2 separate regions of the Mus musculus genome follow, and region 1 is linked to region 2. Evidence: chromatin loops called from intact Hi-C (ENCODE). Cell type or tissue: heart. All regions are shown on one strand. Links, peaks and the distances in the headings refer to the core of each region. The heading gives the core; the rest is flanking DNA.

What was found. Peaks named below come from ENCODE experiments on the same cell type or tissue, not always from the same donor. Only the 100,000 strongest peaks of a DNase experiment are listed, where the experiment ranks them.
Region 1: it touches region 2 in a loop (2.5-fold over the local background); 10 of 42 quality-filtered maps call a loop at or near these places.

What each region holds. Positions count from the first base shown.
Region 1 is chr2:79,371,068-79,373,975 of GRCm38, reverse strand. All of the region lies in intron 2 of Cerkl (ceramide kinase-like), which reads left to right. Among named protein-coding and RNA genes, the nearest start is that of Gm22606, 24 kb to the right of the region's middle. In heart, for the core only: a CTCF peak has its summit at 1,395 (motif pointing left); no DNase peak of the experiment used is centred there.
Region 2 is chr2:79,644,879-79,647,786 of GRCm38, reverse strand. It overlaps Itprid2 (ITPR interacting domain containing 2), which reads right to left. Exons shown (of 18, transcript NM_080558.4): 8 at 2,679-2,908. Among named protein-coding and RNA genes, the nearest start is that of Itprid2, 11 kb to the right of the region's middle. In heart, for the core only: a CTCF peak has its summit at 1,231 (motif pointing right); no DNase peak of the experiment used is centred there; H3K27ac peaks cover 303 bases.

The sequences.
Region 1 (2,908 bases), core at 152-2,651, 270 kb after region 2:
ATGGGAAAAGGCTGATCAGTTAATGAGTGATGCTGGGTCAGGTGGACTGCCAAGTGGAGAAAATATAAAGTCAACTTTTCCTTTTATTTTTTCTACCAGAATAAATTTCAGATAGAATTTTTAAGAATATGCAGTTGAGACCATAAAAGTATTAAAAGAGAAATAGAGGTGTTTAAAGTCCCAAAGGACTTTTAAATATGACATAAGACTCAGAGATCAGAGAATAAATGTGAGAGAAACTCAGTGGTAAGTACTGAGAAACCTCAGCATGAAGGAAATGTCATAAATAAAAATGCAAGGGCAAAGAGACTGTGGAATGTATTTCTCACTATACAACAAGCAATCATGATTTTGCTCCAGGCCAAACTACTGTTATGATGAAAACAACCAGGGAAACACAGAACTCACTTGACAAATATGGCGTGATGTACAAGCTTGCAGAAAAATGGAAGCAACTTTTTAAATATTTTCATAGTCCAACCTTTCTCACTAAATGTTTACTAAATTGAAACTAGAATGAAATAGACATCGTAATCGCATATCCTTTGTCAAAGAGAATCCAACCCAGGTCATCCAACTTGGAGGTGGGAGCTTTAAGTCCTGAGCCATCTCACTAGCCCCGAAATCATCTTTAAAAACCCTGACCAGAAACAAATATGACATATAAAGACTTAGAGTGCATAGGCAGACTGCTTGTGTGTGCCTATGGAAGGATTCCCAGAGCCTTCTCAGTGTTTGCCTCCCAGGAGGGGAGCTAGATGTCCTGGAAAAAGCAGATGAAGATTTTAGGTTCTGTCCCTTGTTTACCTTTTTACTCTGTTTATAGAAGCTTCTCAAACTCACATTTCCACCGAAGCCCTTTGGGGCAAAGGAAAGCATTGCCGTAAGGCCTCCCAGGGATCTGGCTTCAGGTTTGGACAGCATAATCAGCTGACCAGGATGGTCTGTGGAGAGCTCTAGCCTTGGGCAATGTTGCTCCTCAGCTAGTGTTGCCAGAGGCTGAAGAGAGACGTTCTCACATCCAGACTCGTTAGGAGCAGACCTTCTAGCCAGAACTAGAAACAGTGTGACTTCTAGCCCAGCACCAAAGAAGAAAGACTCTTCCTTACTGACCTCATCCTCCCATGATCTGAAGGACTAACCCAGCACTGGTTCCTGCTTCCTACAGCTCCAGACACCCTCACTCTGTCCTCTGGGAAGAATGGCCCACCATCAGCAACGTCTACACTTTCACTTGCCTATCACACACACACACACACACACACACACACACACACACACACACACACACACACACATACACACACAGGATATTTGGACTCACTCCTGCCTTACGAGTGACCCAGCTCTCCTGAGGGCCTACAGCTCCCCCTGCAGTCCTCTAACAGGGTGACCACCTCTATGAACCATTCATTCCTGGAGCTGCTGCTATCTTCTTTCCTCCTCTCTCCTCTCACCCTTAAAAGCTCTCAGCTCTGACTCCAATTCTTCAGGCCTCCAGTTCGCACTGCCTTGTATAAGTGCCGGGGGTGTGGTTGTTGTTGTTGTTTTCCCCTTAAGGACTAAAGCTGCTATTGGCACTTATTCTGTTATACTCTGCTGGGGTGCAATTTGTTATTTTCACACATGTTCTCTTAGTATCTGTGTCAAATCCATCAAAGTCTTTTGAGTCTTTTACTTTATCCACACTCTCCCATAATAAATTTCCTGTGACTGCTGTTGTTTTTGACAAGGTCCCACTATACAGCCCTAGCTGATCCAGACCTCTTTGTATAGTCCAACTGGGCCCTGATCAGTGTAGGTGCCATATACGTTAACATTAGATTTTTCATATATTTTTAAAGTGGAAGAAGTTCTGACACTTTAGATATGACACCAAAGGGGAAAAGTGCCCAAAGGTGGATAGATATGGGAGAAGCAGAGAGATAAACTGTGTATAAGAACTGGTGGCCACATTGTTTCTCTCTGTTTCAGTTTCACTTTTAAAATAGGTGCAAAATCTAATGTTACCATCTATGGCACCCACACTGATGCAAGAACAATCTTATTCTACTCAGAACCTTAGCCAGCAGCACTAATTTTGCCTTCCTGTGGCTCTGCTAAGAACTCCAGCCTCTACACCGAGGCCAGAGTGAGCCTACTTAAAAACCAGAGGTTTTATTACTGCTTTGCTCAAAATTTACCATGTATCTCTTTCTAAGCAGCAAAAAAAAAAAAAAAAAAAAAAAAACAAAGTCCCTAGAAATAACTGGAAAGTTCTGGAAGACCTGACTTTTCCTACCAGGGAGTCACCTTCTCCCTCTTCTTTGCTGTAATTTTGTCTGTAGAATGCCTTCTGGCCAAATCTGAATTCGTTTCTGTGTCCATCCATTAGGATGCCATCTTTGTAAGGACAAGGGCTTCACTCATGGAACCTCAGATCCCCTGCTTCTGCCTGATACACAGCAGGCATGGAGGTGTTGGTGACGAAACTAGGACCATAGAAAATGGAGAAATTAAATTCAGTTTTTATAACGCCAACTGCATGGATACTGTCTGTTTACAAACGAAAAGACCTTCCGGCTAATGTAGATCTCTACACGTGTATGGACAAGGATGGATTTACTTCTGACTCTTGGTACCTGAAGCTTGAAGCCAGCTCCTGGCTCTGGCCTGGTTTAGTGAAAGCAAAGGAGACATTTGCCTGCTCAGTTCCTGGTTAAGAGACAGCAACAGTATTCTCATCAGATGCAGAATCTCACATCTCACAACTTTACAAAGCTGCTTCAGTAGCTTGTAAAGGGTGAAGTTTAGGATTATGTAAATAGCCTAATTGTCATCCGATAAATCAGGGATCCGTTATTGCTTGCCTGAATCAATTTTTCTAATTTCTGAAAGTAAGAGTTTTCTAACTTTGGAATGTTTCATG
Region 2 (2,908 bases), core at 143-2,642:
GAGAGAGAGAGGTGGGGGGGGACAGGGAGAGAGAGACAGGGAGAGGGGGGGACAGGGAGAAAGAGAGGGGGGACAGGGAGAGAGAGAGAGACAGGGAGAGAGAGAGGGAGGGGGGGGACAGGGAGAGAGACAGGGAGAGAGAGACAGGGAGAGAGAGAAAGGGGGGACAGGGAGGGAGAGAGAGGGAGAGAGAGAGAGAGAGATCCGAACCACTAAGAATTAAAATCCTTTCCCACACCCCAACCAAAAAATGACAAAAGGTGTAGAATTTCTGAATAATTCTGGATACTCTAAAACATTTTTTTAGAAGGCAAGTTGACTTTTAACTAAAACAGTCTACAAACTTTTTTTCCTGTTTTTCATTTCTTAAATATAAGAAAGGCATTCTCTGCTTCTAGCCTGTCTCACTCAGTCTCCTCCTTTGTGAAGCGCTCTTCACACTTAAATGGCATCCTGCTAGGTCCTGGCCACCTCAGGCTTCCCTCCTATCTCACCTGATTAGGCAGCCTCACCCACAAAGCCAGACTGCAGCCTCCTTCCTTCCGACTCCAGCCCCAGCTGGAGCTGCTGCAGTTGAGGGCTCTCCTGTGAGCTGGCTCTGAGAGACAGAGAGCTCTAACCTGTATCTACTCGCTGCTCACACAGAAGCAAATGCTCTCCTCGGTGATCAGATCCCAACCAAAGCAGTGCCAGAGAGACGTGCACAGGCTACTCCAGATGGGATGCAAGCCGGCCTTGGGAAGACTGTTTGTCTGCTAGTACAATTCATATCATGCCTCAGAGGAAATGAAAATAACACATTTCCCTGCTTTATCCATTGTTCTAGAAGTTTCTGCAAAGTTTCCAAAGGAAAAAAACACAATTCTAGGAGGTTTTTAATAAATATTTTAAATAGATATGAAAAAAGCAAGGATTCATTATCCTTAAAGTTCCTCTATTTCCAATAGACAAAGTTGAAAGTGAATTTGTCATACATATTTGAGAAAATATCTTAATAGGTACACCAGGCTCCGAGCCTAAAGCTTGCTATGTAGCTTCAGCTTATCTCAAACTCATGGTCACTGTGCCTCAATCCTTTGGATGCTAGTTACTACCAACATACAACACCATTCCTAGTGACAACACACACACACACACACACACACACAGAGTATCTAACATTCCTTAACTATTCATGTTAATCTTCACTTCACAAAAGGGTTCACGTTATTTTGTCATTAATGTTTTTTCCAGCAGGGGGCGCAAGCAAAAAGGTGAGTGCCACCAAACTGCACCCACCATTTGACAAGCCTTACACTTCTGCTTAGAATTTGAGTTCTTTTAAAAACCTAGAGATTACAAAAAGGACACTGTCAACCTACTGCTATCCAAAACTGAGTCACCAGCATGAAATTCCCAGCCACTGCACACTGTTTAGATTTGCATAGCTCGGTGCAGGGCTAAAGTATGGAAGCTGCAGGAGCCACTCAACACGAAGGAGTGGGCACAGGAAGGGCTGAACTTATGCTCAGTCCTTAGGACCAGCTGGGCCAAAACAACACTCAACAGAAATCAGCAGGCCAGAGCCAGGGTTTGCAAGCTGGCATCAGAATCCTCTCCCACGCTCACACTGCTAAGGCAGAAATCACTTTAGTAATTTAGGGAAAAGTAGCCTACAAGAAAATGGACAACATTCCACAGAGCTTCTTCTATTCCTTCACTTTACTCTTTAGCCATAATTAACATATAAAAAATGCAGAAGCCACCAAAAACATAAATAACTCTATCAGCAACTGAAACTTTGAAATAAATAAAAAGTCAACACTAATGTGACTAATACAAAAGTCAGCGAAGAGAACATTAGGGCACCATTATTTACTCTCCAAGCCCAGAGAGAAAACGTGATTCTGAAGCTAACAGGAACTATTACCAAAGCAAATCTTCCATATTTTCAATAAGAGAAATTACATATTACATTATGCATAGCCACAACACAGATACCTCAGCTTCTTCCTGTGGAACAAAAGACAGCATTTTTGAGCTTTTCTCCTTGGGCCAAGCACAGTCCCTCCCACAGTATAGTGCCCTGGTCCACACAGCTAAATACTGTATAGCAGCGAGTCCCTGTGCCGATGAGTTCTGGATAAACCTCCCGAGTATTTTTACAGTCTTGATTTTATTTTAATTTTATGTTAATTCTAGATTTTATGTTAATTAGCAGGAGTATCGATGGATAAAACAAAGTCGCCCAATGTTTAATCTGGACTTATAAAACCCCGTCCAGCAGCCTTCCAGAGCCTTCTTTTCCTCTCAGGCAGGCACATCACCAGTATCCATCCACAAGTTGCCTTCACCCTCGCCCTGCTCGCTGGGACCCCTGAAGCCTGAACTGCAGCCCTGTTTGATCTGCTATGCAGTGAAATGATTTGGATTTGCATATACACTCTCAAGGCTGTCTGCTATCAAAGCCTTAGGCAGATAAGATGTCACTGGATAGATGCCAGCTGAGCCTGAGGGGCGTCACAGCACACAGTTTTCAACCAGCTCTTGGTTTGGGAGCAGCAGCAGGAGTGTCAACAGGAGGATGAGTTTATTCCACAGTTATGAATGGTGGCGACCTGCCTTTCTATAAACACTCCTGGAGCTTTTCCTCCTGACTATCTACTTACAAAGGAACCCCAGGAAATTTTTTTGCCTACCTCTTCCATCTCAAAGGAGTCTTTCTGCTGCGTCATTATGTTCCGTATGGATGGGATTGTCAGGGGTGCACAAGGCTCTTTCTCGCTCGAAGACGCCTGGGCACTTTTCAGCTCACTGCTGCTCTCCAGCTCGCAGTGGCTGGACACGCGGCCATCATGACCCAAGTCAGGATCTGTCACAGCAGACTTGCGGAGCGGGTCCTTCTCCTGACTGTGAGCCTCTCTGCTTT